4 separate regions of the Mus musculus genome follow, and regions 1, 2 and 4 are each linked to region 3. The links are chromatin loops, found by intact Hi-C in ENCODE. Cell type or tissue: heart. All regions are shown on one strand. Region 1 holds the start of Dnpep (aspartyl aminopeptidase). Region 2 holds the start of Usp37 (ubiquitin specific peptidase 37). Region 3 holds the start of Zfp142 (zinc finger protein 142). Region 4 holds the start of Mir26b (microRNA 26b).

The links. A loop is a pair of places that touch in the nucleus more often than their neighbours do. Peaks named below come from ENCODE experiments on the same cell type or tissue, not always from the same donor. Only the 100,000 strongest peaks of a DNase experiment are listed, where the experiment ranks them.
Region 1: it touches region 3 in a loop (5-fold over the local background); 12 of 42 quality-filtered maps call a loop at or near these places.
Region 2: a loop joins it to region 3, with 5 times the contacts of the local background. A loop is called at or near these places in 14 of 42 quality-filtered maps.
Region 4: a loop joins it to region 3, with 2.0 times the contacts of the local background. A loop is called at or near these places in 2 of 42 quality-filtered maps.

The regions. Positions count from the first base shown.
Region 1 is chr1:75,313,796-75,321,795 of GRCm38, forward strand. It overlaps Dnpep (aspartyl aminopeptidase), which reads right to left and starts at 3,222. Exons shown (of 15, transcript NM_016878.4): 1 at 3,096-3,222; 2 at 2,915-3,008; 3 at 2,746-2,834; 4 at 2,535-2,648; 5 at 2,150-2,275; 6 at 1,824-1,954; 7 at 1,550-1,625; 8 at 1,335-1,442; 9 at 569-646. The coding sequence starts at 3,008. In heart, CTCF peaks have their summits at 3,335 and 4,295; DNase peaks (open chromatin) are centred at 1,396, 1,856, 3,266, 3,966 and 1 weaker place; H3K4me3 peaks cover 2,529 bases; H3K27ac peaks cover 2,872 bases.
Region 2 is chr1:74,501,993-74,509,992 of GRCm38, forward strand. It overlaps Usp37 (ubiquitin specific peptidase 37), which reads right to left and starts at 3,829. Exons shown (of 24, transcript NM_001310662.1): 1 at 3,668-3,829. Cnot9 (CCR4-NOT transcription complex, subunit 9) reads left to right here and starts at 4,068. Exons shown (of 8, transcript NM_021383.5): 1 at 4,068-4,469. The coding sequence starts at 4,446. In heart, no CTCF peak of the experiment used is centred here; a DNase peak (open chromatin) is centred at 3,949; H3K4me3 peaks cover 3,574 bases; H3K27ac peaks cover 2,544 bases.
Region 3 is chr1:74,584,050-74,592,049 of GRCm38, forward strand. It overlaps Zfp142 (zinc finger protein 142), which reads right to left and starts at 3,979. Exons shown (of 9, transcript NM_001310668.1): 1 at 3,515-3,979; 2 at 1,335-1,648. The coding sequence starts at 1,614. It overlaps Bcs1l (BCS1-like (yeast)), which reads left to right and starts at 4,240. Exons shown (of 8, transcript NM_001305652.1): 1 at 4,240-4,344; 2 at 5,437-5,829; 3 at 5,911-6,050; 4 at 6,216-6,410; 5 at 6,622-6,685; 6 at 6,911-7,080; 7 at 7,540-7,657; 8 at 7,773-8,000. The coding sequence starts at 5,510. In heart, a CTCF peak has its summit at 4,145; DNase peaks (open chromatin) are centred at 1,132, 3,392 and 4,132; H3K4me3 peaks cover 2,709 bases; H3K27ac peaks cover 1,678 bases.
Region 4 is chr1:74,393,727-74,401,726 of GRCm38, forward strand. Ctdsp1 (CTD (carboxy-terminal domain, RNA polymerase II, polypeptide A) small phosphatase 1) reads left to right here. Exons shown (of 7, transcript NM_153088.2): 3 at 71-175; 4 at 293-349; 5 at 914-1,006; 6 at 1,111-1,296; 7 at 1,730-3,559. The coding sequence ends at 1,858. It overlaps Mir26b (microRNA 26b), which reads left to right and starts at 584; the gene lies at 584-668. In heart, CTCF peaks have their summits at 3,828 and 4,662 (motif pointing left); DNase peaks (open chromatin) are centred at 225, 785, 3,825, 4,635 and 2 weaker places; H3K4me3 peaks cover 1,800 bases; H3K27ac peaks cover 2,023 bases.

The sequences.
Region 1 (8,000 bases), 730 kb after region 3:
TCAAACTGATGGGCTTCTGTTAACAGCTCTAGACATGTCCATGAACAACCCAGCTGGCTGGCTCAGAAGCAGACACAGGCCCCGGAGCTACAGTTACCACCCAAAGCCTATCTCCAGTCACAGACAGGCAGGGAAAGGCAGGTTAGAAAGCAGAGGAGGGGCAAAGGGTAGAAAGCTGAGAAACAGCCTGACTGGGGGAGAGAGACAGTGAAGAACATGAAGGTGACCAAGAGGTACAGACAGCCCTACTGAGGTCCCAAGGATCCCAAAGAAGGCTGGCAGGGGACAAGGAGGAGCTTTAAGTCAGAGGCAGAATGAGAGAAGCAGAAGAAAGTGAGAATTGTTTTTCATGGTGGCAAGGCCTGTTTTCAGACAGAGGTCATTAAGGAAAAGTAAAAGACACCATGGCACCCTGAACACTGTCAGCTCCTGGTCCCAGAGCAGCACAGTAATAGTGATGTCAAGGCTACAGTGCATGGGCCCTTCCCAGTGCCAACAGGGTGAAGGCCTGGCTAAGCAGCCATGTCTCCCCAGCTCTCGTGCTGCCTGGGCTGCTCTGGCTTCTCACCTGCAGGGCACAGAAGCAGCTGTGCAGATTGTCCAGTCGAGGAGCGAAGATGAACTCTTCATAGGCTCCACCCAGGACCTAGAAAGACAGGAGGAACACCTAAGTGCCCGGGCCCTCACCACTTCTCCCTGTTCCCAAGGGCCAGAGCAACTCTTGACTGTTGGCTCAGGAAACTATTCTTGCTGTTCAGCAGAGAATGAAGGCCAGGAAAGGGCATCCTACAGCATCTGACTTGTCTCAGAGGGGCAGGCCAAAGGAGGGCTAAGTGGTCAGTCACCAAAAAAAAGAAAAGCAGCCAGCGATGGTGGGGCACACCTTTAATCCCAGCACTTGGGTGGCAGAGGCAGGCGGACCTCTAAGTTGGAGGCCAGCCTGGTCTACATAGTTCCAGCATAGCCAGGGCTACACAGAGAAACCCTGTCTAATAAAAACAAAACAATGCCGACTAAAAGGAAGAAAACAGCTAACACAAACATAGGACCAAGGAGCCAAAGACTAGCAGCTCCCTACTTAGCACTTGGAAGGCACCAGGCCTCTTGCCCTCAGAGGTTCAGAGCAGACAGGGGCCATGTCACACATCACCCCCAGTCTCAGTAGGACGGTCTTCTGGGGAGATGCTCTGCTTATCTGGGAACTACTGAAAGCAGAGGAAGTGCCACCAACTGGGAAGAACAAGGATGAGACTAACTGAGGAGCTTCGGGGATATGCTATGGCTGACAGGGACCCTGGAGGACCCCACCACGAGGGCCTACAGCCACTCCTTACTGCAGGCTGGGTGTCTGCCAGGCAGAGCTCCATCTCCATGATGCTGTCAGGACTCAGGCCCAGATGGGTACAGAGCAGGGACATGAGGACCGAGTGGTGCCGCTCATCCTGTAAGGCAGGGGATGTTGGAAGGTGGACCTGCTCATCCTTTGCCCCTCTAGGGGACTGGTCTGCTCCCCTCTGCCCACCCTCTCCGGGCCAGGGGAGCTTCTTACAGTGGCACCGAGAGGCCCTGGTTCAGGAGTCCCTTTCTCCAGCTCTTCCTGAACTGCTGTGGCAAGAATAGGGACTCTGTGGGGAAATGGGTTGAGAGAAGGGAGAGGGACAGCCATGAACTTCTAGTCCTCCGACTGATTCCCAGCGCACTCCCCAAATGGATAGAACTGGTTTCCAAACGTGGAACTTGACCACTAAGGGGTGGTCCTCTGTTCCCCAGTGCCATATCCCACCCTCACAGCCATCACAACCCTGGCTCGAATGTGGACTCACAGGTGGATCTCTGTGTTGGGCCCAAAGTTCTCATTGATATTTCGCTGCAGATGGATGGCCAGATGTGGGATGCGCAGGATGGGCCGTTCTATATGGACGAGCCTCTGCTCCAGCCGGCCTGAGGTAGGGCACTGTGGCCAACCGGCCAGGTCAGAACTGGGCACCTCCCAAATCCAGCTGATAAAATCCCTTACTAAACCCAGAATAATCATGTCCCCTCTTCCCCACGAGGACTCTTCACTGGTACACTTAAGAAATGGGAAGACATTCAAGCTTCAGGCTGCCGGAAGTGAGAGCCTCCCCAGTTCCTAGCCCCTCGATACCACCTTGATAATGACGCGTCCAGCCAAGGTCAGGTCCCGGTCGAACCATGTGCTCCAGATCCCACCGCCGTAGGTCTCAACACCGACCTGGTGGTAGCCCACCTGGCTTCGGCGCGATTTGCGTTTCACCTGAGCGTAAGAATGAGAAAAAAGGGAATGTCTGAAAGACAACATCTGGAAGGGAGACTCAGGCAGTAAGTTATACAGAGCAGATAGCACATCAGTTGACAGCTGAAAGTGTATGTGGGGAACATGAGAGCATGGGGCGGGTCTACCTTCTTCCCGGGACCTTGGGATAGGGCCTTGCAAACTCTACCTCCAGGATCTCTTCTTCCCAACCGCCCCCCCCCACACCTCCCTTCAGTCCAAACAAGTCCTAACTTCTTACCCTGAGACAGGGACTGTCCGTGTGGGCCCCAATGAGGCTGAAGCCATTGCCAGGAACATACTGGCCCCCCACAGCAAAAGCAATGATGGAGGAGGAGTTTCTGGTTAAGAAGTACTGGGGGAGAGAGTTGAAAGACAGGGGCGTGAGTTGCTTTATGATCCGGGACACAGGCCTTTGCAATAGTGTCTGCCCCCACGCTATCCCTTAGTACCTTGTTTTCTGGTACGATATCCCAGCCCTCTGTTTCCTTGAGTTCACGGAAGCCAGCCTGGAGGAGGCGGCTGCGGCACTCAGCCACGACTGTAGGAAAAGGGCTCTCTCAGCGATGGAAGTTGGTCAAGTCACTCCCACTCCTAGCCTCCCTAACCCTGGTCACCTACCGTGGAAAGGAGAGGGACTCCGGTTCACGAACTTCAGGAGCTCTCGGGCTGTGGCCTGGATGGCCTCTTTCCGAGCCCTGCCGTTCATAGCCATCTACAGGGAGAAGTGGAGAGTTCAGGTGGCTGCCGGGTCTAGGATCCCTCTTTCAGCCCCCTAGAAATGAGAGCCCCAAGGCTCAACCTCTGCTTCCGAGGACTTCACTGGCGACAGATGTGGATTCCTAGCTCGATCGCTCTCGGCTCAAAGGTTCAGTCCCAGGGCAAGAGGACCTCCACCCAGTTTTGTCCCTGGAGTACAGGATCGGAAAGGCCCGCCCCCTAATCAGATAATCCACGCCCCGCCCAGCTAGGAAATCCCGCCTCCAAGAGGACCTCAAAGCTGGAAAGGCCACTAGCCGGCGCGCCACCGTGTCCGGAATCAAAGCACCACTACACCTGTCCCTTAGCCCCGTCAGTCACTAGACAGCCCTTCCGGCTCCGGGAAGGTCAGGCCACCTCGGAGGGTTTCAGTTTTACTTTGAAACCGGAGTACGCCCGTGTCAGCGCCGCCTTAAGCTTAGCTCCGAAAGGGCGCGCGGCCTGCCACCGAGCCGAAGTGGAGGCGGGACCGGCAACAGCAACACACCTGCATAGCCCCACCGCACTCCGCTCCAGGAGCCGGACTCCGGCCCGCCCCTGACGCTCCGCTCCTCCCTCCCGGATCAGGCCTCGCCTTCGCCGAGCTGTGGGCTCCGCCTCTCGTCAGGCCGCACCGGGACTCCGCCTCTACCAGGCCTCGCCCCGCCCCCGCTGCTCCGCGAGCTCCGCCCCTGTCAGGCCTCGGTCGGGTTCCGCCCCCTCCCGCTACTCGCTCAGCTCCCGTCAGGCCTGGTTCCAAACACGCTGACTGCTCTGTGCCAGTCAGGCCGCGTCCCGCCCTCACTACTCCGAGAGCTCCGCCCCTGTCAGGACGCGTTCCGGTTCCGCTCCCGCCTCACCGACCCGCCTTCCTCCAATCAGGCTGCGTTCTAACCACGTGGACTAGTCAGCTCCAGTCACACCGCGCCCCGCCCCACTGTTCCACTAGCTTTGCCCCGTTAGGAGCCACGTCTCATGACCCGCCCTCATTGCGCCACTAGCTCCGCCCCGTCACGCCTACTCTCCAGACCTTGTCTCCGCTGTCCGGGCTTCCTTGGCAGGCCCCGCCCCTGATGCCTCTCTCGCCCCGCCTCCATCAAGTCGAGTCCTCCAGGCGTTGACCCCCCCCCCTCCGCCCTTTCCTTTGTCAGCGGCCTCGAAGCCGCTGCGAGGCGTTCCGCTCCTGGAGCACCCTCAGGCAGGACGGCCCACCGCGGCGGCGGCAGCGCGCTCTAGCGCCCCGGTGGTGTTAGCACAGCCGCTGACTTCCATGAGTTTATGTTATGATAAACGTTATCGTATGTAATTCTCACAATTTTACTGTCAGCATTTTGTAGACAACGGAATTATGAGAGTAATCTGTCTCTAGTTACAAATGGATGGCACAGCTGGGCTTATGACTCCATAAATTAGTGTGCAGAGCCTAGAACAACTGCAAGAGACTTTCGTAGGCTTTTTTCTATCCTCTTTGGTTAAATGTTATGCTACTTAGTAGGTCTCAGAGGAACACAGAAGTCAGTGACCTTTTCAACACAGCTGTTTGGGTGGCCCTGAGGTTTGATTCTGATACTCATGATTTTTTTTTTCTTTCAGACAGGATTTCAGTTTTGTTCAGGCTTTTCCAGAGCTCACTATGTAGCCCAGGCTGGCCTCAAATCCATGGCAATCCTGCCTCAGTCTTGCAATTGTTGGAGATACAGGCATGAGCCGCCCCTACTGGCTCTTTCTACTCCTTAAAGCAGTTGAGGGGGGCAATTCCAATATTATGTTTCCATGTCAAGAATGTTGAATAGCAATCTTAAAACTCATCCATACATCGATGGATCAGGACTCTTGTGGCTTTGAGGTTCAAAACAGAGTCGACCTACCATGAGTGTAAAAATAGTCTTTCCAGGGATCACAGGTCTCTGGGGTGGGGGTGGGGGGCATCTGTTGCTTTTATACTTGGGATGGAAATGAACAGGGATAGATTCTGGAAAGGTCCTGCCACCCTCACTTCAAAGGGGGCAGTTTCAAGATCCGTTCAGTGGGTGACAGACTACATCTGTGTAGCTTCTTAATCATCCTTTAGATATCATTGTATCCCTACTCATTTGTACAGTTAATTAATTACTCATTAATAATTATGTAAGTCGCATTATGTATGAAGCTGAGTGCTAAGTGGACCATGGGAAGGATGTTCTCATCTGTTCTCTAAGGTCTGGTTACGTGGGGGAGGGGCTACATTCTAAGCTACTGATAGCTAAAACAGGGTATGGTTCTCCATATGAGTGGGTTCTGCATCGTTGAATCCAACTAAGTATTTGGGGTCCTGTGTATTAACTAAGCAGAAAGTACAGACATATTTTAAAAGTAGTATTTATGAGAGCGAGAGATGCTATTAAACTCCAAGTCATGAACATATGAAAGCCCGTCTCATGTCAACCTAGGAAATGTGAGTTTAAAATGATGTTCTGTTTTAATTGATGAGGTAAACAAAACCGGAAACGCTTGGCGATGTCAGGCATTGAAAAAGGCTTGGGGTAACACTTGCCTTTACACTCGATGTTCTGAAATGTAAATATTCCATATGGCTGTTTTCAAGCTATGAACGTGATGCCACTAGAGCTAGACACGGATTTGGGAAGAGTTGTACAGAAAAGCAAGCCACTGTGTGTGCTTCTGCCCGGCAGATGCACTGGACATAAGTAACCTGTACAGCAGAAAGTTTAAAATGTGGTACGATAGTGGAAAAGCTGATGGTTTTAAATTTTAACTGTCTCTGCAATATAATTTGCTTAATTGTACCATAATGCTTTGAGGATTGCTGCGGTTAACAACAGGGTCACCGAATCCTTGGGAATCTCACAGTCAGTTCTCATGAACTGGTGCAGGTCAGTACTCCACCCACACTCACCATCCTTGCTATGAAACATACTGCCAATGAAATACCAGACTGGGGGCTGGAGAGATGGCTCAGTGATTAGAGCGCACTGAGCTGCACAGGGACTGTCCCTCCAGCTTTGCTATGTCACCTCTGGCATCAGGCTGTGATAGTAGTTGCTTTGCAGAAACTTGAAGTCACTTTTGCTAAAAACATGGACTCATCCTTTGGACTTGTACTTCAGATTTTTGAATGGGTCAAAAGTCTTGGCACATCTTTCTTTCATATTGTCCCTGTCCCTGTAGGAGCCTATAAGGTGGAAGGAGAGAACTGACTTCTGAAAATTGTCATCTGCCCTCATGTTTGCCCTGGCATGAGCAAGTCCACACTCACACACACACACACACAAACCCATCACACACACACACATACATACACACACACACACATACACACACACACATATACACACACATATACACACACACATACGCACACTCACACACACACATACACACACACACACTCACACATACACACACACATACACACACACATACATACACACATACATACACACACACACACACACACACACTTTTAAATTGTCTAAGACTATAGTGCTGGATTAGTGCGGCCTGTCGCCATTACGGCTGTGTTGAGTATCTTATACCCTGCCCTTTTCCTCTCCAAACAGCTCAAGCACCTGCACTTCCTCAGCCTCATCAGGACGTTCAGACTAAATGAAGGGGCCAGGACATTTGTGTGACAATGAGTGACTTGGTGGTTCCTGGGTTAAGTCACTACACATTAGCCTGCAAGCCACAAGACCAGAATGTTTGTGCCCAAGAAGGAAAAGATCTTTTGAAATCTTTCCCATGACCAATGGGCAATTACTAAGCCTTAATCCATTCCAGGAAAATCAATGAAACTTTGCTGCTTGCTTCTGTTCAGCGAGCAGCAGCCTGATCTCCCTTTCAATCACTGCTCAGCATATTGCTCTGGCTCACATGAAGTTGGCTGACTCAGTCTGAAGCTATAGTAAAGATGCCCTGCTTGTCTGTCTTGTCTGCAATGCAATGTGACTTGGTATCCTCTCCCCCGTTTTCTTTCCCCTCTGTGTGTGTGTGTGTGTGTGTGTGTGTGTGTGTGTGTTGAGACAGGGTATCACCAAGTAGCCCACACTGCTCTTGGGCCATATCTAATTCATGCTAGCCTCCAACTCGCAGTGAGCCTCTTGCCTCAGCCTCCCCAACTATGGGATTATAAGACTTGATCTTATTTCTACTGTCTCTGTACTGTAGGATCTGCGTTATCTGGTATCAAGTTGGCCAACACAATCAGTATCTGGGAAGTTTTTAGAAATGGAGAAAATCAGGATGCAGTGGTTTGAATATGCCTGGTCCAGGGAGTGGCACTATAAGGAGGTGTGGCCTTGTTGGAGGAAGTGTGTCACTGTGGGGGTTGGCAATGAGACCCTCCTCCAAGCCACATGGGAGCCAGTCTTCTCCTAGTTGTCTTTGGAACAAAAGGTAGAAGTTTAAGCTCCTCCATCCCGCCTGGATGCTGCCATGCTTCCTCCCATAGTGATGATGGACTGAACCTCTGAGCCTCTAAGCCAGCCCCAATTAAATGTTGCCCTTTATGAGTTGCAGTGGTCATGGTGTCTCTTCACAACAATGAAACCCTAAGACACAGGGTTTACCAGTAGACATAAGACATTGCTAGATTTCTCTTTTTCGGAGCCGAGGACTAGACCCAGGTTGCTGTGGATGCTAGATGAGCACTCTACCACTGAGCCACACTTCCAGCCTGATTTTACTGCTGTGATTGAGACAGTGTATGACAATGTGACTCAGGCTGGCCAGGTAGCCATTATGTAGACCAGGCTGAACATGAACTCTTGTTTCTTCTGTCTCAGCTTCCTGGGTAGTGGGATTGTGAGTGGATACCACTCTTTGTTCTTTAAAAAACAAAATCTCAAAACATTCAATTTTACCAGTGAAGACTCAGAAGCCAGATGCTGGAGTGAAACCTGCCAGCTCAGAGAGACAGAGAAAGCACCGAGCTGACCTCCTTACTCTACCTATGTCCCATGGAGAAAAA
Region 2 (8,000 bases), 82 kb before region 3:
ACAAAAAATAAATAAACAAACCGTCATCTCATCTTTACTAGTTTCAATTTAACCTGTTGCTAAAAAATATAAACTACTCTTACAGATTTCCCAAGAACTTTCTTTCCTAACATAAAAATCATAAAATAGAACCTGTAAAGAATTGCCCAACCAGAAAAGGAACTAGCTGCCCAAGCTTTACGACATGAGTTTGATCCCTGCATCCAACAGTGAAGATTGAAATGACCCCTGAAAGATGTCTTCTGACCACATCAACATACATGCCATGTTTGAATGAACATGTACACAGAGACCACACAAATAACATAATTTTTTAAAATTACATACAGTAAGTTTATAAAGGAGATAAAGTTCATGTCATAGTGGAAAAAATTATCTCTAATTTACAAAAGAAAAGATTTACCTCCATTAGACAGTCTGAAATCAGAATGATTTCACACAATCCTGTTCCTGATTCACACAGGAATAAGTAAAAAAATAATCCTTAACTGGAGCCCCAGTTGTTCTTTGCCCCCTGCTCATTTTCAAACAGAATCCAGGCTTCCAGCATGCTAACCAAGCACCAGCTGAGCCATACTCCTACCTGTTTTCCTTTGATGTGTCCTTTGCAGTAGAATTCTTCTGACAAGAGTATCTGAAGACTGATGCTTTCAAAACACATGATGGTTCTTACAGCATCTTACACTTTAAATCATTACAAGCTTATGCAATTTCCAATTTGATTCATTTAACCAATTCTTGAGAAAAAATGTGAAAATGAGTCCCTTTATGTTTACTTTTTTTTACCTAGTATATACGTGTGTGTGTGTGTGTGTGTGAGAGAGAGAGAGAGAGAGAGAGAGAGAGAGAGGTCAGTTGTATTTGCAGGAGAGGGTTCTGCCTAAAGTAGCTTTTATCCAACTTGGGGGTTGAGAGTAAAGGAAAAAAAAAATCAACAAGGCTTCTCTGAGAAAGCATTACTTAGACTGAAAATTAAGGCATAAGTTAATTGAAGGATGGCAGCACTAGTGCTGGAACAAGCCAGATAAACAGAGTAGTGTATATGCAAAAGCCTAAACCAGAAACATTGTATGTCTACATAAATTAGTGTGGCTGGAGGTTAATTAAAAGAAAGGGAAAGGTCAGAAGGTGAAGCTAAAGAAGTAGGAAAGAGCCGGGCGTGGTGGCACATGCCTTTAATCCCAGCACTTGGGAGGCAGAGGCAGGCGGATTTCTGAGTTCAAGGCCAGCCTGGTCTACAGAGTGAGTTCCAGGACAGCCAGGGCTACACAGAGAAACCCTGTCGCGAAAAAAACAAACAAACAAAAAAACAAAACAAAACAAAACAAAAAAAAGAAGTAGGAAAGAACCAGGTTATATAGAATCTTGTGATTCTGAAATGTTTTCCTTAAAAGAGAGAGAGGGGGGGGGGGGCAGAGACAGGTGGATTTCTGAGTTCAAGGCCAGCCTGGTCTACAAAGTGAGTTCCAGGACAGCCAAGACTATACAGAGAAACCCTGTCTCAAAAAACCAAAAAGAGAGAGAGAGACAGACAGACAGACAGACAGACAGACTTATAGCCAAGGCTGGTATATCTGAGGATTTGAATGTCTGCTCCTCCTGTCTCTGTTGGCTTTATGTAGTGCTGGAGCACAAAACTAGGGATTTGCCTGGCGGTGGTGGCGCACTGCTCACGCCTTTGATCCTAGCACTTGGGAAGCAGAGTCAAGCAGAGATTGCTGAGTTCAAGGACAGCCTGGTCTACAAAGTGAGTTCCAGGACAGCCAGGGCTACACAGAGAAACCCTGTCTCAAAAAAAAAAAATAAATAAATAAAAAAATAAACAAAGAAAAAAATCCCTAGGGATTCATGCATGCTAGGGAAGCATCCAGCAACTGAACTGTATCCCCAGAACATTATTTTACATTTTATCTTAAAGTAATGAGCACCTTGGCAATGAGAAAGCCACTGAAGGGTTTCAAGCAAAGAAAGTATACGTTATTTGAATGAATGGATAGTGTTGAGTTTGGGAAGAAGAGAAAACAAGAAAAACAAAACAAAACAAAACCCAGGGAGATCAGATAAGAAAGTAGTGTTTTTAACTCATAATTACAATAATAATTCTTACTTGACAGATTCTGAGTGTCAATACTTTAGGGAGTTTATAGCACTCATAATAATCCACTAAGGTGAGAACTTTTGTTTATTTGTTTTTAGAGACGGGTTTTTCTGTGTACCGCCACCCCCCCAACCCCAGCTATCCTGGAACTCACTCTGTAGTCCAAGCTGGTCTTGAACTCGGAGATCCATCTGCCCCTGCCTCCCATTACCCAGGTAAGCTAAGAACTCTTACTCCTATTCTACAGGTGAGAATAGGAATAAGGGAGATCAAGTCCCTATGAAAAAGAACTGTGGTTTGAATTAGAAAAGTCAAAGTGAAGAAGGTCAGAAATAAATGCAAAACATATATTAGAAGTAAAACAGAACTTGGAAAGGATATGAACACATAGGATGAAGAAATCAAGACTGCTTCTCAAGCTTCTACCCAGTGTCACTGAACAAATGGCTATGTGTCATCAAAATGGACATGCATGCCGCTTGTGGTGTAGTGGACACTGGAAAGGAGAGAATTTGGGTACAAGAGACAGATTGACTCCAGTTTTTAAAGGTATCATATTTGAAATTCCTAAGGGGAGAAAAAATCAAGCTGAGATGTTAAGCAGACAGTTGGCTATTTGAATATGGAGCTGAAAATAAGAAAATCTCAAGTTATCAACATATAGCAGAATTTAAAGCTTAGAGAGAAATGGAAGTACAACAGGGGAGAACCCCAGTCCAAAACCAAATCATTTACCCTGACAAAATTTCTTACCAACTGATTACATCTGTCCTTGGGTCTTCAGTCCCTCCTTTTCCTTTTGCCAGTATGCAACACTATTCTTTTGAATATTCACCCAAATATTAACATGACAAATGACAAACATCATACAAACACACTAGAGCCTATCTGTCTGGCCCAGAAGCCTCCTCTAATACTTAACACAATAAACCAAAATGCCCCCTTAACATTCCCTCTTAGATTAGTTCTTTCAACTATAGACTCATCAGGTACTGTTAACTCGCCAAAGGAATATCTGAAAAACACTACAGTACAACTCTCCAACGACACGGAACTTTATTACCTTTTTATTTTTCTCCAGATTTTGATTTAAAATTGGTTCAATAGACACCGTCAGTGTCCTGGCTAGATATGGGTAGCAACCAAAGGCACGACAAAAATTACACTCCCTTTCAGCGAGTAATGTCTAAGAGGAGTAGGAAAGTAAAGAATGGTCAAGCGGGCGTGTGAATATCGCAGTCAAGGTTTTAATGGATATGTGGCAACAAAGTCACCTGTAAAGACAGCAGGCCTTGCAGGGAGGTACGCTGAGACCACCTGAACCTTGGTGAAGAGAGGCCAGATTTAGAATGCAGAAAGCAAGTGACAACACGGACGCGTTAAAGGAGAAGTAAAGGGGGCAACACTCGAACGGGGCACCTGTAAGGCATTGGGTATCCAAGGACCCGGGGCGGGCTAAGCAGCAGCCGGGAGAACTCTGAAGTGGACGCCGAGTGGGCGGACCGCAGGGGTGGGGTGGGGGTGCCGGGGAAAACGGCTCAATTCAGAAGCTGTCCCGGCTCGTCTTACCTGCGCTAGAGGGTCCCAGCTCCGGACAAGCTTGCCGGAAGCACAAAGTTCCCGCGGAGGGGGTGGAGCCGAAAGGCTCGGAAGGAAGGGGCTCTACTAGCCCCAGAGAGCGAGGCCGGTCTCTCTCCTAGCACACCTAAACCCGCTGATGGCGGGAACTATGACTACACGCAAACACGTACGGACGCACGCACTCTCGACGCAACCAGTCCAGGCGCGTGCGCGTAAGCGCGCAAGTCCCGCCCCTCAAGCATTCGCTCTGCCCCTCACCATGCCCAGCCCCTAACCCGGGCGGCCCCGCCCCCGCCGTGACGACACTGTAATACACATGCGCACCGTCCACTTTACCAACTTTGGCCCTCCTACCATTTTCCTCACGCGCAACCGCTTGAGCATGCGCAATTCGTGTCCTTCCAAGCCTGCTGGCCTTTTCCCGCCCTTGTCTGGCCTTCGGGAGAAAGTCAGAGTTCACGTCTCTCAAAGGATTTACCTGCGATGCTGTGGGGATACGAGGGCCAGTAGTTTGCAGACGTCATTTTGATCCCGAATCTGAAGGTTCAAAGAACATACTTTGAGATTATTTGCTAGGCCGAGGTCCGGGAGGCGGGAAAGGGCTGGGTGGGCGGAGGGTCAGAGGTGAGAGGTCAAAGGCCCGCGAAGGGGGCGGAGCGAGGCGGAGGCGGATGGCGGCACTTCATCTTGGGCATCAGAGCCGCTGAAGCTGGGACGCGGGTCCGGTGCGTCCGGCGGGAGGAGGAGTGCGGCGGCCGCTCCAAACATGCACAGCCTGGCAACGGCAGCGGTGAGTGGTTGCTCCCGCTCGGATGTCCGTCTCAGCCTGTTTTCTAGCTCCCAGATCCGGGCCCTGAGTCCAGCTGCTCCTGCCCCTAGTCGCAAGGTCTGGGGGTCTCCACACGCCGACCGTGGCGGAGCCGGACCCCCGCTGTTCCCTCTCATCCCCTCCCGCCCCCTCTCCTGGCCTGGCGCGCGGCCTCTCGCGTTGTTTGCCAGCGCCAAGGCCTGGTCCCGCGCCCCGCGCTGCCCCAGCAGGCCATTCATTGATTCCTTTGCGCCTGGCGTCAGTTTATCTGGACGCGGGTTGTGAATGCTGGGCGTCGGCGGGGATGAGGATACTGCCACGGCCATTCGCTCTGGTCCCGTGATCCTAGACTTCCTCGCCTAGGCACATCTCAGTGGTTCGGAAATGGGCTTCTAGCTCAAGCCACTTGCTTTTTGCATGAGGAAAGACTTCCTCACGCCTCGCGTTTTATCTTTTAACAAGAAAAGCAAATCATGTATTATACCTCCCTAGAGTCGTACTATGGCTTTCGGTTAAATTTAGAGAAAGTAGACTCCTTCCCTGGCCTACAAGCCCTGTATGATGTGGTCCTTAGTCACGTTTATGGGCTTGGTTTTTGTCACTTGCTCCCTAAGCTCCGACCAAGAAGTATATGAACTTTTCTGTTACATATTCTCTACCTGGAATGTCTTTCTTAGGACTCTGCCTCCATACATACACACAAGTTTACCTCAGAGTGACTTTTTCCGACCATATTCATAGTAGCTTGTAACCCCAACATTTTCTCATATAGAGCACCGATCCCACGGTTTAATTACTAGACTTTTATATTTTATTTTACTTTTACTTGTGGGTTGTCTGTACTCTGTAAGTCAGGGGCAAGTATTTGGTGAGGCCTGTTCACTTGTTTTCCCCACCACTGGGACAGTTCCTACTACAGTAAGGTAAGCACTCAAATAATGCTGACTGAATGGCTACACTCACAACCATACTGGAAGCAGCATAGTTTAAAGACACTTCCAAAGGCCAGTTTCACTTTGTTTCACCAAGGGGAAATGCTATCAGGAAAATAATGTATTTAGATTACATTATGAGACAACGTAACATAATGACTAAATAAAATATGAAAAACTACCTTAACTTCAAGTATAAAAAGAAATATTTAGGACAGCCGTGCTTGGGATTTCTGTGAATTTTGAGGCCAGCCTGGTCTATATGGAAAGTTCAGGCCACCATGATAGCATAGTGATATCCTGACCAAAAAGAAAAGAAAAACATCCTCCAGAGGGTGGTGGCAGCACCTCTGTAATATCAGCTCAGACAGGCAGATCACAAGTTCAAGACCAGCCTGGCAATTTAATAAGACTATCTCAGAAAACATTTTTAAAAAGATGGGTAGAGATATTAATTATAGGAGAATATTTGATCTGGCATGTGTGACACCCTTGGTTCAGTCTCCAGAGACTCCTCCCAAAAGTAAACAATCTGATTGGCATGACAATGCTTTTAATCCCAGCACCCAGGGAAGCAGAGGCAGGCAGATCTCTGCATTCAAGGGCAGCCTGGTCTACAGAGCGTTTTATTTAGGCCAGCCTGAGATACACAGTAAGATGCAGTCTCAAAAGGGAAGAAAAAAAGCAAGCGACTCAGCTAAGTGTAACTGAGACCTAGACAGGAACACATTGCTCAGGAACCAGTGAGGTGGCCTAGTGGGTAAAGTCACTTGTTGCCAAGTGTATTGACCGGAGTTAAGTCCCCAGAACTCACAATACACACAAACTAATAAACATTCATTTAAAAAAAACTAAGAACATACTACTTCATGAAGTTGATTTCTTCTTTTCAGAGCAAGTAATATTTTATATCCTGTCTCTGTTTATACTTGTTAAAATTCTTAAGGGACTATAGTTTCCATAGGTGTGTGTGTGTGTTTATTTAAGCACAAATAAAGTATATATGTAAGCCACATACTCATTTCCTTCATTGTCAGCCTGATTGGTAACTGAAGGCCAGCTGTGTTGTTTTTTTCTGTAGTGATTTTGCAGTTCTTAGAGGAAACACTGAGAAATCTCAGCATAGTAGATTTGTTACAAAGAAACATTTCAAGCTTTCTAATGCTGTAGACCAGAAGTTTCCAGAAGCCACTGGGCAGCATGTACTTCATTTTGTTCCCATGATTATGCTAGTCATGAGAATCTAGTCTTTTAATCTTCTCCATACCTTTTGTCAATCAATACCTCCGGGTTTCCTGTCACCCTTAGTTTTGACATTGGTCTGATTGGTCCTCTTTTTGATGATCTCACTTCACCAAGGTCTGGGATGAGCCATTAAGGGAGGAAGGAAATGGCAGTCGACTGACAGACAATAATGGGAAAGAAGCCCCTAGCTGCTTTTGTTCCTTCTTTCCCAGTTATACATATTATTTGAGACTCATCAAGTTGAAAGGTGGCGGTGGTAAGCGAATTGTTCAAGGTTAGATGGTAGATCTCAGCATCTGAACATACATGCTTCAATACCAGTCTCCTCTCCTCTGCCCAGATTCTCATTTTCCTTTTTTTCCCTCCCTAATGCATTATTTGAGTAGCTGTTATAACTGTGGCACATTAAGCTAACCATAGTGGTACGTGTCTTTGGTGAGCAGGAGGGGGCAGATCTCTTCAAGTTCAGGACAATCAGGGCTACATAGACCCTCTCAAAAAGCAAAACAAAAACCTGTGGTACGCTACTTATAAAAAGTTCTCAATATATAGTTCTTCAAACTACATTTATAGTGCCATACATAAGTTTAAAAACATGCGTTATGCTGCTTGACCCACATGGCAGCTCTAACAGTTTTTTTTGTACCAGACATTCATTAGGATAATTGATAAGGGATAAGACTGAAGGATACAAATTTGACCCAGTTTCTTCACCATCCCCTATGTCTACAATTCATACTGTTATGTTATTTTGATCTGAGCAGAAAAAAATAATACAGTTTGCTAGGAACTGAGATGGAGCGTTACACACAGCAGTTCCCACAGTAACCTAAGTCTTGAGAAGATGCTTGAGTTTTGCTTAATAATGAAAACTAGTGATGTGCTTATCTGTGTGGATGTACGTGTCCGGAGACCGACCAGAGGTCAACCTTGAGAGTTGTTCCTCTGGAGTGGTACTTGAAATGGGGTCTCTGACCTGGATCTTGCAGATTTGACTAAGTTGGCTGGCCAGTACACCTCAGTGATCTGTCTGTCTGCTTCTACAGCATTGGGATTACATGGGCAACCAAAGCCAGCTTTTTAGGTTGGTCCTAGAAATTAAACTCAGATCCCATATTTTCAAGCATATTACTGACTGGACCATCTCCCCAGCCCTAAAGTTACTTTTTTTTTCCTTCCCTGTTTATGTGTGTGTGTTGCTGTGAATTGAGTTTGGGGCCCCATATGTACTAGGCAAGCGATCTACTACTGAGCTATTCCCAGCTCTGTCTTTATATACACACACAGGGGAGGGGGGACCATACCTTTAGCAAGGAAATTGGAAATACTATTAAAG
Region 3 (8,000 bases):
TCTCTTTATTTCTTCTTTGTGAACTACATATAGGCATTCATATTCATTCATTCATTCATTCATTCATTCATTCATTCATTCATTCATTCTCTCTCTTCTCAAGACATCTTACTGTGTAGCCCTGACTGGCCTAGAATTCACTATGTAGACCTCTGGCTCAGAACATGCAGAAATCCTCCTCAGTCCTAGAATTAGAGGTGTGCACCACCACATCTAGCTTAAAAAAACAAAGCTAAACTAAAACTAAAACCAAAAACAGTTAACTCTTAAAATTTAAAAAAACTAGCTTTTTAAAATTTTTTACTTAAAAAAAAAAAAACCCACTCATTTATATAAAATGTGTATATACAACATGCACATGTGGAGGTCAGAGGACAACTCATAGTAGTCGGTTCTCTCCTTTCACAACGTGGGCTCTAGGGACTAAACACAAGTCATCCTGCTTAGTGGCAAATGTCCTTATTCACTAAGGCATCTTGCCAGGCCCTAAACTTGCTTATGTTAAAATGTTTCTGTTCTTCATTTTTGAGACAGGGCCCCAGTATGTAACACTGGCTGGTCTTGAACTCACAGAGATTGGCCACCCTCTGTCTTTTAAGTACTGGGATTAAAAGCGCAAACCAATACATAGTCCATTTATGCTCTCTCTTTACCCCCAGAGAGAAGTGTAGAACTCTTACATGGTCTAATTACCTAATTTCCCCCAGCATTCTTTGCTATTATCTTACACTGTCAGAAGACAAAGCTTAAAACTGTAACTGAGAGATAGCAGTTAAAACACGGAGTTTGATAAAAATGAAAGTTTTAGATGTACAGAGAATAAAGAGAAACTTCCTACTGGATTAAATAATATGCCCTCCCTCTTAACAGCATGCCCTGGGTGTATGCTATACATACACAGGAGACTTGAGCAAGGAAACAGCACTTTCTTCTGGAAAGCCTTGCCAAACTCAGGATGGTTGAAGAGGCTGGGCCTCTGGCCTAACCCTTGGCTGGCTTAGGGTCAGTACAGAAGAAAGCCTCCCCAAGGACTGTAAGAGCAAGGACAAGCCAAACTGGCAGGGGTGTCAAAAAGGTTTCTTGTTCTGGATTACTGCCCAGCAGACACAAAACTCTTTTGGGATAAACTTTGCCAAGTTTGTTACAAGGCTGTATGTACCTTGCCAGCCTTCCATCAACATGCACCAACTGCAAACCAAATTATAGCATCTCAGGGTGTAAAAATAGCATGCTACCTTGTGTTCTCATCACATTCAAAGACAAGGACCAAAAATAGCACAGATGAAAAAACTCAAGGCGGTGTCCCACTGGCCTGGTAGCAACTATGTTTGTACCTGAGGTCTCTTCAGGAGCTCCTGGGGACAGAGTTCCAGTTACTGCTTCCACAATGATCTCCATGTTCCCTGGACCCTCTTCAGTAGCTGTGGCCTCTACCAGCAGGCAGCCTGGGTCAGCAGGCAAAGGTGCAAGCTCCCCAGAAGCACAGGTATTCTGGACAGGGCCCAGGATTCCATGGTTTGAGAGAGGTGGGGGAATCAACAATAGTTCAGAGCACAGTCCATCCATCTCCCCAGTGCCATTAGCCAGCTGGGATGCCAACACAGGGTCTGTCATTATCACTGATTTGTGTGCTGTGGTCTCCTAAATGCTGACAAACCAGAAAAAAAAAAAAAAAGCTATATGTACATATATATATATATATATATATACACACACACAGTTAGAACTCTTAATTTCTCTTAAGCTGGCCCACACATTTAATCATTTCCTTCTATAGCAACATGCCACACTTTATTATTCTAAACATTTTCAAAACAACATTCAATACAAAAATATGAGATTAAAAGTCAGAATTAGTAGAGAACCAACAAGCTGAGGCTGACTAAATTAAAGATTACAGGTTCTGGTTCCTGCAAAGTAACCCTGGCAACAAAACTGAGTGGGGTCAAAGGCTCTCTCTCTTACTACTCGATGGTCTCATTATTCCTCAGTATAGATATGATACGATTCCTTCACTTATGGTCCTCATTGACCTACCTCCCCAGGCATCCCTCCCACTCTGCCCTCCTAACCTGATGATCTGCCATTCTCTGACTCACTTTTTTGCTTACAGACCCTTCTACTTTCTCACCCCTCCCATTCAACCCATCAAAATCTCTTGTCTAGCTAGTCAGATACTCCTTAAGAAAACAAACATTTCTGCTATGAGTGTGTCCTAACATTCTTAATTTTCTCTTTTCTGTTGTCCTGAAAGCCTTTGTATGTAGTTCTGTCAGAAACCACACTGTGCTGTTGTTTCTCTATCAATCTCCCTTCCTAGATGTATAGTTCAGCTGTCCAGAAAATGGTGGTGGACTCCCTGAAGCTGGGGTGCTTGTCAGACACCTGATTTGGGGGGCTGAAAACTGAACTCAGGCTCTCAGAAAGAGCAGCATTTACTCTTAACCACTGAGCCATTTCTCTAGTCTCACACTTTTTAAAAAATGTGTTGTTAGGGATCAAACCCAGGGCTTTGTGCATGCCAGGCAAGCACTGTACAAATGATCTATCCCAATACTGAATGTGGAGCTTTGAGGAGTTTATTGGCATTTTTCACTTCACTGGACCCTAAGCATCAACAAGCTAGGTAAGTTAGACAAAATGGAAATTCTAGTGGACCAGCTGAGTTGCAGTAAACCCAGATCTTTTAAACTAAGGTATCAAGCCAGTGGTTCCTCAAATACAAGGTAAATTTCCAATTCACTAACTTACTAAAGCCTCCAGTGGGAACACAACTGAGAAACAAAGGTATTAAACTGCATGTCCTGTTCAACTCGACTGAAATAAATGAGATAATCTTTTTAAACTTCCAGGACTCAGGAGGCAAAGGCAGGCAGGTATCTGTGAATTTGAGGCCAGCCTGGTCTACATAGTGAGTTCCAGGACAGAGCTAAACAGTGAGGCCCTGTTTCAAACAAAACTGGGTCACTGAGTATGTGCCAGGTGAGAGTGGCTAGTTCTCATTCTACAGAATCCCTCCACGTAAAAACAGCACGAGGGCTGTAGGGATGGCGCAGTGATGAAGAGCACTGACTGCTCTTCCAGAGGTCCTGGGTTCAATTCCCAGCAACCACATGGTGGCTCGCAACTATCTGTTAATAGGATCCGATGCCCTTTCTCCTGTGTCTGAAGAAAGCAACCGTGTACTCACATACATAAAATAAACAAATATGTCTTTAAAAAGCATAACAGCAGGAACAGACAGCAATTCAAGAAGGAGGCAGGGAAGTGCACTTCCGTGGTCAGCGAGGCTTTTTGGAAATCACAGCCCCCACGGACTACTAATTATTGCTGCTCTAGGCGGTCTTCCAGCCCATCACATGGCCTCAGGAAGATGCGGGGGAGGAGGTAGGAGAGAGCCAGAAAGAAGTAACGTGCTTTTGAGACTGGAGAAGCAAGGGATACCGAAGCCTGGGGAACAAGGCAACCCTGCGTAGGCACCTCAGTTCCCACGCGCCTCTGGGCTTTGACTCACCGTGTAGCCTTGAGTCGATGCACTTGCCTCGCTTCTCAGGACCTCAGCTTTCCTGTCTGTAAAGTGGAGGCGGCGGCGACGACAGCTTTTACACTGTGGGGCGACAGCCAAGTCACGAGATACAGCGGAGGAGAAAGGCGTTTTGGAACCTGCAAGGCTTGGGATGATGCATCGTCACGGTTCTGGTCCTGAGGAGAGGCAGCGGATACCCGGGCGGGGCCCGGAGCTGTGACGCGACTGAGACGCCCGAGTCCAGCAGAGATGCGCCCGCGCCCCTCTCACCGGCGCGCTCCCCGCAGCACCTCCTCCCGCGGGCTCCACCTCCAGGGCCCACTCAAGCTGGAGCTAGAGAAACTTTTACCTTCAGCTCACAGCGCCCGCACTTCCCCTGGTTCCCGCCGACAGCCGCTCTCTCACCTCCTACCCGTGGGCTGGCGGGAGCTGCATCTCTATGGTCCGACTGGGACTGGAGTGGCTCCTCGGGGGCCTTTGATGTGGCCGCCCCCGGCCCAGGCGCCTCTAGGAATCTGACGTGTGGCAGCCACTCTGTCTCTCTTCAAGGCCCGTGCTACTCTATGGTTTCCCCTCTATGTCCTTGAGTACCCCCCTTCTGAAGCCCCAAAGCGGAACCATCGAGAATTGCAGGGAAGAGTGGCAAGGACTCCGTGGTGGGTGTGGCCGGAAGTAGATGCAGCAGTCCGGGGCGGGACTAGCGGCGCTGCCTCTTCGTAGGCCCGGCGAAACCATCGAGTGTGAGGGCCAGAGAGTCATGGAGGGAAGGGGGCGGAGTGACAGATTTCTCTCTCCCACGTTCCTGGAAGCGCGAGCAGGTCTGTGTATAGGGTGTCCGGGAGTCAGCTGCTGTGTGTCAGGGTTCGGGAGCCGGGGGCCAGGAGATCTTCGTCAGCGGCTCTCCATGCAAAGGTGCTTTGGAATTCTGGATCACAGCTCCGAGCCTTAGCGGAGGTCACGGCTGTCAATTCACCAGTGGGCCGGTGTGCCAGGCAGAGGAGTGGCAGTGGAGAAGTGTTGCAAGGAGAGGTGTTCTGGAAATAATTGCCATTTTGTCCCCTTAGGCATTGTCTTAAGTTAGGCTTAGTCACATCTTAATTGGGTTGAATTTGAAAAAGGCTCCAAAAAAAAAAAAAAAGAAAAAGAAAAAGGCTCCGTGGAAGAAGTAGACTATATGATCTCAATGAAAAAGAATGCCTAGAATAAAGGGGTGGGGGTCATTCGGTACCAACAGAACTGAGAGAGCTAGAAGTAGGTAGTGATTTGCTAGTAAAGGTACGCATTCTAATGTAGGCATCCCTGCGTATCCGGCTGTGGTATTTGAACCCAATGGGAGCAAGGCACCAAGGGTGCTGGAATACAAGTGACAGAATTGTAGCGTGTCTGGGATTGGTGGGTTTGGATGATGCAGGTGCTGAAGGTCCATTCAAATATCACCTCAAGAACCAAAATAACTTGCAAGAAATAGTTTAGGTGAGAAGTAATAAATGTCTGTACAGGACATTAGGAACGGGGTGTAAGGGAGAGGATATTTGAAAGACATTTCTGATGGTAAGGCATGTGGTCATTGACAGAGCAATGGAAAAATCACCTTTGCCGATTCCATTCAGTGGGGACCCTTCTGTCTAGCTCTTGCCAGGGACCAGAGTCTTGCCTTTCTAGTATCCTGATGTGGAGCTGGGTACATTGCTTTTTGGAATTGAGAAACTCTCCAAAATGGCCTTCTGGCAAAAGGTCTAACTGAAGAGCAAAATGGATTGAAGAGCCTGGGGTGTTTGCTGTGGCATTCCAACACCATTCCTACTCCACTGAAACACAGTCCTGCTGACCTGTCCATCTTGCTTCTGTGGGAGGGAGCGGAGCAAGATTGACTGGTCTAGTTTCTATACTAGTCTTATGCTTTCTTCCAGTTCTGCTACAATCCATCCCTCGGTTTTGACAGTGCCTCAGAGCCTATAAGCATCTGTGCTGCTTCTTTTCAAGATGCCATTTTCAGACTTTGTTCTGGCCCTTAAAGACAATCCCTACTTTGGGGCTGGATTTGGGCTGGTAGGTGTGGGTACGGCTCTGGCTATGGCCCGGAAAGGAGCCCAGTTGGGTCTAGTGGCATTCCGGCGCCATTACATGATCACACTGGAAGTCCCTGCCAGAGACAGAAGCTATGCCTGGTTGCTTAGCTGGCTTACCCGACACAGCACCCGCACTCAGCACCTCAGTGTTGAAACCTCATACCTTCAGCATGAAAGTGGCCGGATCTCCACCAAGTTTGAATTTATCCCCAGCCCTGGAAACCACTTCATTTGGTAAGATAGGAAACTAGGTAGGGCTCTGAGGAGAGGGTGGATCGATGGAGGAAATTGGGTCACTTTGACAATTTTATTCAGGTATCAGGGAAAATGGATCCGGGTAGAACGAAACCGAGACATGCAGATGGTAGACTTGCAAACAGGGACTCCTTGGGAATCTGTCACCTTCACGGCCCTGGGCACTGACCGAAAGGTTTTCTTCAACATCCTGGAAGAAGGTATGAGATGGGACAGGCAGGCTATCAAAGTGGGGAGGTTGGGCATCTGCTGCTTGGAGAGGAGGAATAAGGATCCGAGTCCTTGGGAGAAGGGTACCAGGTCAGAGCTCTACCTGACTGAAGCATCAGCATGATCAAGGGACTGTTTTACTTCCTTGCTCCCAGCTCGAGCACTGGCCCTGCAGCAGGAGGAAGGGAAGACTGTGATGTACACAGCTGTGGGGTCTGAATGGCGTACCTTTGGTTATCCGCGCCGACGTCGGCCACTGGATTCTGTAGTCCTACAGCAGGGTCTGGCTGACCGAATTGTCAAAGATATCCGGGAATTTATTGATAACCCCAAGTGGTACATTGACAGAGGTAAGCAGCAGCTGGAATCTAGCCGAGTTTGTAGCCAGGTGAAGTTACAGGAAATTCTAGCTCAGGTGAAAGGGAAAGAAAGCTCGTCTATGAGAATATCTTTTCTGCCTCTAGGACCACTAGCAGGGAATGGAGCTGAGGGTAGATGTGGACACCTGGGCCAGAGTACATGATTCACTGTAGGTCTTGTTTATCCTGGTTATATCCCTAGGCATTCCCTACAGACGTGGCTACCTTCTTTATGGGCCCCCTGGTTGTGGAAAGAGCAGTTTTATGTGAGTAGTCAAATTTTCTTGACTTTGAGTAACAGCCTTTGCAGAAAAACTGGGCTGAAATTATTAGAAGAGGAATGAATCTGGGAAGCAAGGATCAGGATAAACATGAGATCCATAGATATATATCAAGTGAGTGGTATAGGAAACAGGCCTTTGCAGCCTACCTCCTAGGACTCCCGAAGTCTTCAGGTTGCCTAGGACCTCCTTCCATGTCACTGTCCACAGAACAGCCCTGGCTGGAGAACTGGAACACAGCATCTGCCTGCTCAGCCTCACAGACTCTAGCCTCTCAGATGACCGGCTCAACCATCTACTGAGTGTAGCACCACAGCAGAGCTTGGTGCTCCTGGAAGATGTGGATGCTGCTTTTCTCAGTAGAGACTTGGCTGTGGAGAGTAAGTGTGGATGCTGGAGATGGGAAATCTTTTGTTTTTAGTTTAGTGTGCATGTGTGTGCAGGTGCACGTATGTGGAGGTTGGAGAACAATTTGAAGGCAGCTCTCACCTTGCACCCTTTGTCTCTCTCTTGTTGCCCTACTCCTGTCACTGCTTTCAACGTGCCTTAATATTTAGGTATGTGCCACCAGAAGCCACTGCATCCAGCAATTTACTTGGATTCTGAGATCACACTTGGGTCTTCGGGCTTGTGTAGCTGTTTGTCTGTTTTAACCACAGAGCTATTTTCCTGACCCAGGGAAGTAGTTATTTAAGACACTGAGGGCCAGAAGTAAACAAGGAACATTTTTGGAGGCCTAAGTCATCAACAAGAAATACTGATAAATAAGGAGTTGAAGTGGGGGCTTAGGGCACGATTTTAACTGAGACATGACTTCTCACATTCCTGTTATCCTCTAGACCCTATAAAGTACCAAGGACTAGGCCGCCTCACCTTCAGTGGACTGCTTAATGCTTTGGATGGTGTAGCCTCCACTGAAGCACGAATTGTGTTCATGACCACCAACTACATTGACAGGTAAGGAGACAGGAAGGCAAAACTTCACACCTAGGCCGTGGGAGAGTTGGTGGGTTGAGGAGACCATCTCAGGAGCTAGCAGGACTGCTGGCTGTCACTGTGCTTTTCCTCTTAGGCTGGATCCTGCCCTCATACGTCCCGGGCGAGTAGATCTGAAGGAGTATGTGGGCTACTGCTCACACTGGCAGCTGACCCAGATGTTCCAGAGGTTCTATCCAGGGCAAGCACCTTCTTTGGCTGAGAACTTTGCTGAACATGTCCTTAAAGCTACATCTGAGATTAGTCCTGCCCAGGTGCAAGGCTACTTCATGCTGTATAAAAATGACCCCATGGGGGCTGTTCA
Region 4 (8,000 bases), 190 kb before region 3:
CCTCAGATAGAGAAATTTGGGGAGGGAAGCCCCTGTAAGAGGTGCCCTTCCAGCCCAGCCCTCCCCACAGCACACCCCAGTCCAGTACCTGCTTCCCGAGGCCAAGGCCCAGGACTCAGACAAGATCTGCGTCGTCATCGACCTGGACGAGACCCTGGTGCACAGCTCCTTCAAGGTGGGCCCTGCCTGGCACCTCTCAGCCTCTAGTCTCTTGACAGGGGGAGGTCTCTGCTGGATTTCCACCCTTGGGATTCCCTCCCCGCCAGCTCCAGCCATTATTCTTTCCTTACAGCCAGTGAACAATGCGGACTTCATCATCCCGGTGGAGATAGATGGAGTGGTCCACCAGGTGAGGGTCAGAGGGAGGTGGGGAGCTTGGTGTCTGCACTACACCCAGGTTCCTCCCACCCTTCTTGAGCGAGTCCCCCATGGAACTTTAATAGATGGGGCGTGTCCAAAGCTCAGAAAGAGTGAGAACCCAAGACTACCTGGTACTCCAGAGATGGAGCCAGACTCCCAGACCTGCACACTGGGCTCCTTCTGGTCCTGTCTTGTGCAGCCCTCTTTCCCCTCTTACCCCTACTGCCCGGGACCCAGTTCAAGTAATTCAGGATAGGTTGTGGTGCTGACCAGCCTGTTCTCCATTACTTGGCTCGGGGGCCGGTGCCCTGCAGCCTTGGGGTGAGAGGGCTAACCTGGACTCCTGCATTTGGATAAAACCAGTGTGGGAAGGGGAGTGGCTCCCACTAGGTGAGGTGGGACCACGGGAATCCTATTCTTATCTCTTTAGGAATGGGGTATGGTTGGGGCAGCCTCTCTAGACTGCCCTTCCTCCTCCACTGTTCCTGTCCCCCTTTTGTGGATCACCCCTAAGCCTGTTGGCCAGCAGCTCCCTCACTGGCTCGTTCCCCAGGTCTATGTGCTGAAGCGGCCCCACGTAGATGAGTTCCTACAGCGAATGGGCGAGCTCTTTGAATGTGTGCTGTTCACTGCCAGCCTTGCCAAGGTGAGCCATTGCCTGGGGTCTGGGTCACCCATATCCTCCCTCCCACGTTGAACATGCAGCCCTGGACATTACTCATTCTGAGGTGACTTAACCGCCTACCCTAGTACGCAGACCCTGTAGCTGATCTGCTGGACAAGTGGGGAGCCTTCCGTGCCAGGCTGTTTCGAGAGTCGTGTGTCTTCCACCGGGGGAACTACGTAAAGGACCTGAGCAGGCTGGGCCGAGACCTGCGGCGAGTGCTCATTCTAGACAACTCACCCGCCTCCTATGTCTTCCATCCAGACAATGCCGTGAGTACACGGGACCCAGTGGCTGAGACACGGGACCAGGGCATATGTGGAGGGACCTCCCCAGCCCTGTGTGTGGCGGTAGTGGGGACTGGTAATGTCCTATTACCTGTATCTGCTCACATATCCCACTCGGCCTATGTATGGAGGGTCCTCACCTCTGGCTGGGGTCCCCATCTGACAGTCTTCAAAGCTGCCAGTCACGGCCTGTAATGGGATGGAATGAAGGTAGTGAGTCCCAGTTAGGATCCTGCTGAACGAAACAGTAAGCTTAAGTATATTTGTGGACATTTTGCACACTGGTATCTACAAATGAATTTCACTGTCAGCTGCCAGAAACAAAACAAAAACCAAACAAGTATGTGCCTTGTGGGCAGGAATTGGGCTGGACAGGGGACACCCCGGGACACCGGCGCTCCTCATGTCGTCTCTCCAGGTACCAGTGGCCTCGTGGTTTGACAACATGAGTGACACTGAGCTACACGATCTCTTACCCTTCTTTGAGCAACTCAGCCGCGTGGACGACGTATACTCAGTGCTCAGACAGCCTAGGCCCGGGAGCTAGTGAGGTGTCCTGGGGCCAGGACCTGCCTCTCATCAAGGCCCAAGCCTCTCCCCAGCAGACTGTGGGCGCCTGCCTTTGCTGTTAACACCCCCGGCTGTGTCATGGTCACGGCCCTGGGGAAGAGGTGTCTCCCCTGCCATGTTGCATGGAGGACAGTGAGCCCTTGGGCCCCTGTGTCAGTGCCTTCAAACTTCTTCCCCTCTTCTCAGGGGACCTGGGGGGCCCTGCCTGCTGCTCCCCACTTCTGTCTTATCCACGCTGCCATGTTTCTCTGTTGCCAAATTGGGCCTTTTCGCCCCAGTTCTGCTCTGGGGGTAGGGACAGGGTTTTTGCTGCCCCGTGCCTTGGATTCCCCACCCACCCACCCACCCCCGTCTGAGAACAGTGGACACCCAAGTGCCTTTCATAGAACCCTCTTTACTGGTCAGCTTTTCCCAGATCTAGGCTGACCTGAGAGGAACCAATTTCTCCCCTTTCCCTCCTCCCTCCTGGGATGACGGTGCCCCACCAGTTTGTACGTGGGCAGGAGAGGAAGAAAGTCTATTATAATACACTTGTAAAAGAGCTGGGGACCTTCCTCGGGAGGAACGCTCCCTGTCCAGCTTGTCCAAGGCTGAAGGCTGCTCCATATCTCACTTAAGCCCCAAGTCTCCCCAAAGCCCTGGGGCTCGGCAGGATGCCCCCGTGGTGCCATATAAATATGTATATGTGTATATAGATTTTGAAGGGAAGGAGAAAGGAAAGGGTGAGAACAAGACACTCTTCCTTAACCCTTCCCTGGGCCCAGAAATTGGGGGAGGGAGGGAAAGGATTTTTACATTTTTAAAACTACTATTTTTCTGAATGGAACAAGCTGGGCTGAGGGGTCAGGTCGGGTCTTCTGTCTGTCCCAACCCTTTTTACTCTTCATTCAAAAGACATTTATTGAGTACCTTCAGTGCCCAGCAGTGAGCTAGTCCCACCAGCTTAGTGGGAGGGGGTTGTCTCTGCTTCATTTTTAGGTGCCTCTAAACCCCAGATGTCACGTGCCTTCAGAGTATCAACAGGGGGTGGAACCTTCTTGTGGGGTTAGGGAGTCTCCAAACCTTAACCAAGCTGGCTCCTCCTGTGCCAACTCCTCCTTCCCTGTTCCGTGCAGCCTCCTCCATGGCCCCCCGCTGGCTGGGGGCAGCTCCTGGGTTTCTGCCTTCTGTTTTTAAAGCCCCTCCCCATACCTGCAGAGTCTGCAGTTCAAGCCCTTAGGCTCTCTCCCCAGATTATGAGGGTTAAGTGAACCCACAAACAAGTGCCAAGGGGGTTGGTGAAGGGAGAGAAGATGGCCGGAATCAGATGACCTTCCCAATTAAGTGCCTTCTCTGTGACCTGAGCACCTCAGAGTGATAACTAAAGAGAAAGCTAGACCCCCTCCTATTCCGCCTCTGTGGTTTTTGGGGAAGGGACCTGAAGTGCGAGAATGTCTCACATCTGTGACTGCAGTTTTGACTATTTTTCATAACCCTGCTGGACAGGAGGAAGTTAGCCAAGAGGGACTGCCTGGGCACTCGATCTGAGTTCGATTGCTAGAGCCCACGTGATGGAAAGAGAAAACGAACTCCCACAAGTTGTCCTCTGACCTCCTCACATGCACCATGGCACGAGCTCTACCCACCCCCCACCCCCAGATACACGCACTCTAAACAAATAAAAAATACACAAAAAGCACGGTGCCCCCACCTCTGGAATGCGGGGCGGGGCGGGGCGGGAGACGGAAGGCTGGGCAGATTAAGGCGGCCCTCGGCCGACAGCCTTCCGGGCAATGGGGCCAGCAAGGAGGAGACTGGGTGGGGCGGGCGCCAAGAGGCCTCCTGCCCGCATTTGCCCTGGCCACGCCTCGCGGCCTCTGGCCAGCGTTAGCCACGCCCCTTCGGCCAAATTCGTCTTCCGTGAACCCCGCCTGGGCGGGGCAGGAAGTGCGGGGCCAAGCTGTTGCTTGCCGCTAGGGGCCTCCCTGCCCTTGTGGACCAACACTGGGCTCCGAAGCTTGGCGCTCCCAGGGAGCTGATACCGTCCACCTTCCTCTGAAAGCGTGGAGCTTCAGACATCGTCCACACACAGTGGAGAAGGGGTGGTGTACACCTCCCAAATACTGGTCCCTATCCTCTAACTCAACCTCCTCAGGCCATCCCTTCCTTATCATCACCAAGAATTTAGCCCCGAGCTTCCTTTTGCTCCGCGCGCACGCGCGCGTGTGTGTGTGTGTGTGTGTGTGTGTGTGTGGTAAGGGGGTCCCGAAATAAATGTGAAACCGCCCCCTTTCGCATCTGCCTACCCCATTCCAGGAAACTCCCACCTGAAAAGAAGCCTATCCTGGAATCAGCTCTGGTCTGGAGCTGCATGGACCGGGAGAGCCTTTGGCAAGATTTATACCCTGTCCCTGGCCTTTGCCCGCCCTCAGCCAGGATCAGGCTTGGTTTCCTGCTCTGTATGCAAACGGTGGTCGCCTCAAATTTGCATCCCGGAGACCAGACAAGCAGAGCACCAGCTTTCCTTGAGACTCAAACTCTCCGATCTCACACCCTCTGCCCACGCATAATAAACTCAACCACATGTGTGGGCACTTGCTTGTCAGCACCAGCCAGTGTCAGGCAGTGCTTCTGCTCTCAAGGAACTCTTCTCAACATTACCGCAAGCAGCTCTAGTTCCCGGAGCTGGAGAGATGGCTCAGCAATTAAGAGCACTGACTGCTCTTTCAGAGGATCCCGGCTCAATTTCAAGCACCCAAATGGTAGAAGAAACTCTAGTCCCAAGAGATCCTATGCCCTCTTCTGGCCTCCGAGGGCACTGCAGGTGTGTGGTTCATAGCCATACATGCAGATAAAACACATATTAAAAAGGGGGGGTCGAGGGTAAAGAAGAAAAATGTCATTAATTCTAGAGTGATGGAGAGATGGTTCGTAACTTTTGGGGTTTTTTTGTTTTTTGGTTTTTTTTTTCCCGAGACAGTGTTTCTCTGTATAACCCTGGCTGTCCTGGAACTCACTTTGTAGACCAGGCTGGCCTCGAACTCAGAAATCCGCCTGTCTCAGCCTCCCGAGTGTTGGGATTAAAGGCATGTGCCACCACGCCCGGCGATACTTTGTAACTTTTAAATATGAGTATTCTTTCTCTAGGATCAGCTGCCACTACTGAACGTCGTTAATGTTTCTTTGGTGTTAGTTACTCCAGAGAGGCCTCTGAGGGTAAGTCCCTCTGGGGCCCATTGGGAGTATTTCTGGAATTAAAGCATGATTAATTAATTAAAAGAAAGTCAGAAAAAGAGAAAAAGGAAGTTAGGCATAGCGAGTGCAGGTGTGCATGCAACCTGAAATTTAAGGAAAGAGGTAAGATAAGTTTCTGGAGCCTTTGATAATTGTCAGAATCCCTTTCAGAAGCGGCTAGGTTCAGCACACTAGTAGAACACTTGCCTCGCGTGCCTGAAGCCTGGAATGTTATCCCCAGTACTGAAAAAGAAAAATCTGATGGTAAATCAGAAAGATTCATAACTTACTGTTTCTGTGGTCCATATCCTCAGCCATGAGGTAGCTAGTGTTATCCACCTGTTGACTGACGTCTCTCGACCCTCCAGGCCCCCTTGATAGTTGGCTTTTGTTTTCTTGCTTTGTGTTTGAATTCTGGGAATTGAACTATGGACCTCATAGATGCCAGGCAAGTGTTTTACCACTGAGAGCTGTACAGCAGCCGCAGCCGAGTCACTAAGACAATGAGGAGTACTGAGTACTGAAGTTTCAGTACTTAGGGTAAGTGTGAAGGATGAGTAAACTTGGGGAGAGCTGCTGTAGCCGACGACTCTGTCACCAGAAAGTGAATAAATGAGAAAGAGACGTGTCTTTTGAGACAGCATCTTGTGAGGTCCAAGAGATCCTCCTGCCTCACCTTCCAAGTGCTCATGTCAGCTTATGTCACTGGGGTCAGAATGTAGAGACTTTTCTTAACAGAGTGAAGTACTCTTTAGTTCAGTCAAGACTGTAACAATAAACAGGATAAACAAAGGTGCCTGGAGAGATGGCTCAGTGTTTAATAGTGCTTCCTGTTCTGCCAGAGGACCCACGTTTAGTTCCTGCATCAGCAGCTCACAACCACCTCTAACCCCAGTTCCAGAAAAGCAGACAGGTACCCCTCATTAATAAAAACAATGGACCTTACAATGATAACTAATAATTAATCGCGGTTGATAGTGGAGATACACACACCTGTAATTCTAGAACTTAAAAGGCTGAGGCAGGGGGCCGGTGAGATAACTCAGCAGGTAAGAGTACTGACTGCTCTTCTGCAGGTCATGTGTTCAAATCCCAGCAACCACATGGTGGCTCACAACCACCCTTAATGAGACCCGACACCCTTTTCTGGCATATCTGAAAACAGCTACAGTATACTTATATATAATAATAAATAAACCTTTAATATATATATATATATGTGTGTGTGTGAATATATGTATGTATGTATATATATATATATGTATATATGTGTATATATATATATATATATATATATATATATATATATATATATGCTGAGCCAGGGGCTGGAGTGATGGCTCAGTAGTTAAGAGCACTTACTGATCTTCTGAAAGGCCTGAGTTCAAATCCCAGCAACTACATGGTGGCTCACAATTATCTGTAATGAGATCTGACATCCTCTCTGGGGTGTCTGAAGACAGCTACAGTGTACTTACATATAATAAATAAATAAATCTTAAAAAAAAAAAAAGGCTGAAGCAGGAGGGATAGGAATTTATCCTATTGGCAGATTGGGAGGCCAGGCTGAGCTATGTAGAAAAGCCTTGCCTCAATATAACAACAACAACAAAAGCCAAAAAAACAAAAACAAAACAAAACGAAAGGATTTAAGCTAGGTTTGCTTTGGCTTTGCCTGTGGGGCTAACAGTGTTGTCTAGTTTCCCAATACCTGGTGGTAATTTAACCTGAAGGACCACAATTCCACTAAGAGAGGACAAACTCCTACTCAAGTGAGATGCCAAGTGAAACAGAGATAACTTCAGAATTAATTACTTATTGCAACACACACAAGGCAAAATAAATAAAAATAAGTTTAAAAAAATTGCTTGAGGCTCATGATGAACAAAATGTCACATGTGTATAGAAGAAATGGTCCAAATGGGCAGGGAGACCACAAAGATCGGGAGTGTCGTCACATCCTCAGTAGTGAGGCAGAGACTCTTGAATGGGCAGTGCCAGTCCAGTAAATGCTTACCGATTGGAGTCAGGTGACATGCTTCAAGTGACAGTCTAAAGACACTGGGACTTAGGAAAGCTATCCCTGGTTATTATCTTAGCTTCCAGATATTAATTTTGGCTTGTTTGTTTCTTTGTTTGTTTGTTTAAGACAGGGTTTCGTGTTACCTAGACTGGCTTCAAGGTTGATACACAGCTAAGGATAACCAGGACCATCTGAGCCTCCTGCCTCACCTCCCAAATGCTGGGATTACAGATGTATTCCTCACCGGGCTCTAGAGGTCAATTTAGAAGGAAAAAGTTCTAGTTACGAACTATCTGATTTGCATATCCGGATACCTTCATCCCGATAGTTAACACCCAGCGCCAGCCACTTATCTCGGTCCAGTCTTGCTAGAGAAAGTGCAAAATGTAGTTAGTGTTATCTGTTATAACTAGAACCCTGACTCACCGAGACCCACAGGAATGGAACCTGCAAAATACATCGTGCCATCCAGCGTGAAAGAGAATTTAGGAACTGATCAATGACCGCAGCGCTGCAATGCTGTGGATGTCTGTGAGCGGCTTGGGGGTTTGAAGAGCACACGGATGCCTAGACACATAAGGGCAGCCCCTGGGGCTTGAGCAGCGACTCCCTGCTGGAGGGAAGCTTGCAGAGCAGGGGTCTGTGAGGTGACTTGAGGGAGGAGGATGAGTGAGACTCCTGAGCAAGGCTTCAGAACTGGCTGTAGCAGGAAGTACAGAAAATGGCAGGAATGACATCCAAGTGGAGGAGCATGGCACAGCAGGATAAGAGTGACCTCTCGTATTTTGTTTTATTTTATTATTTTATTTTGAGATGGACTATCTCTGTGTATCTTTGGCTGTCCCAGAATTCCCTCGGTAGACCAGGTTGACCTCAGACTCAG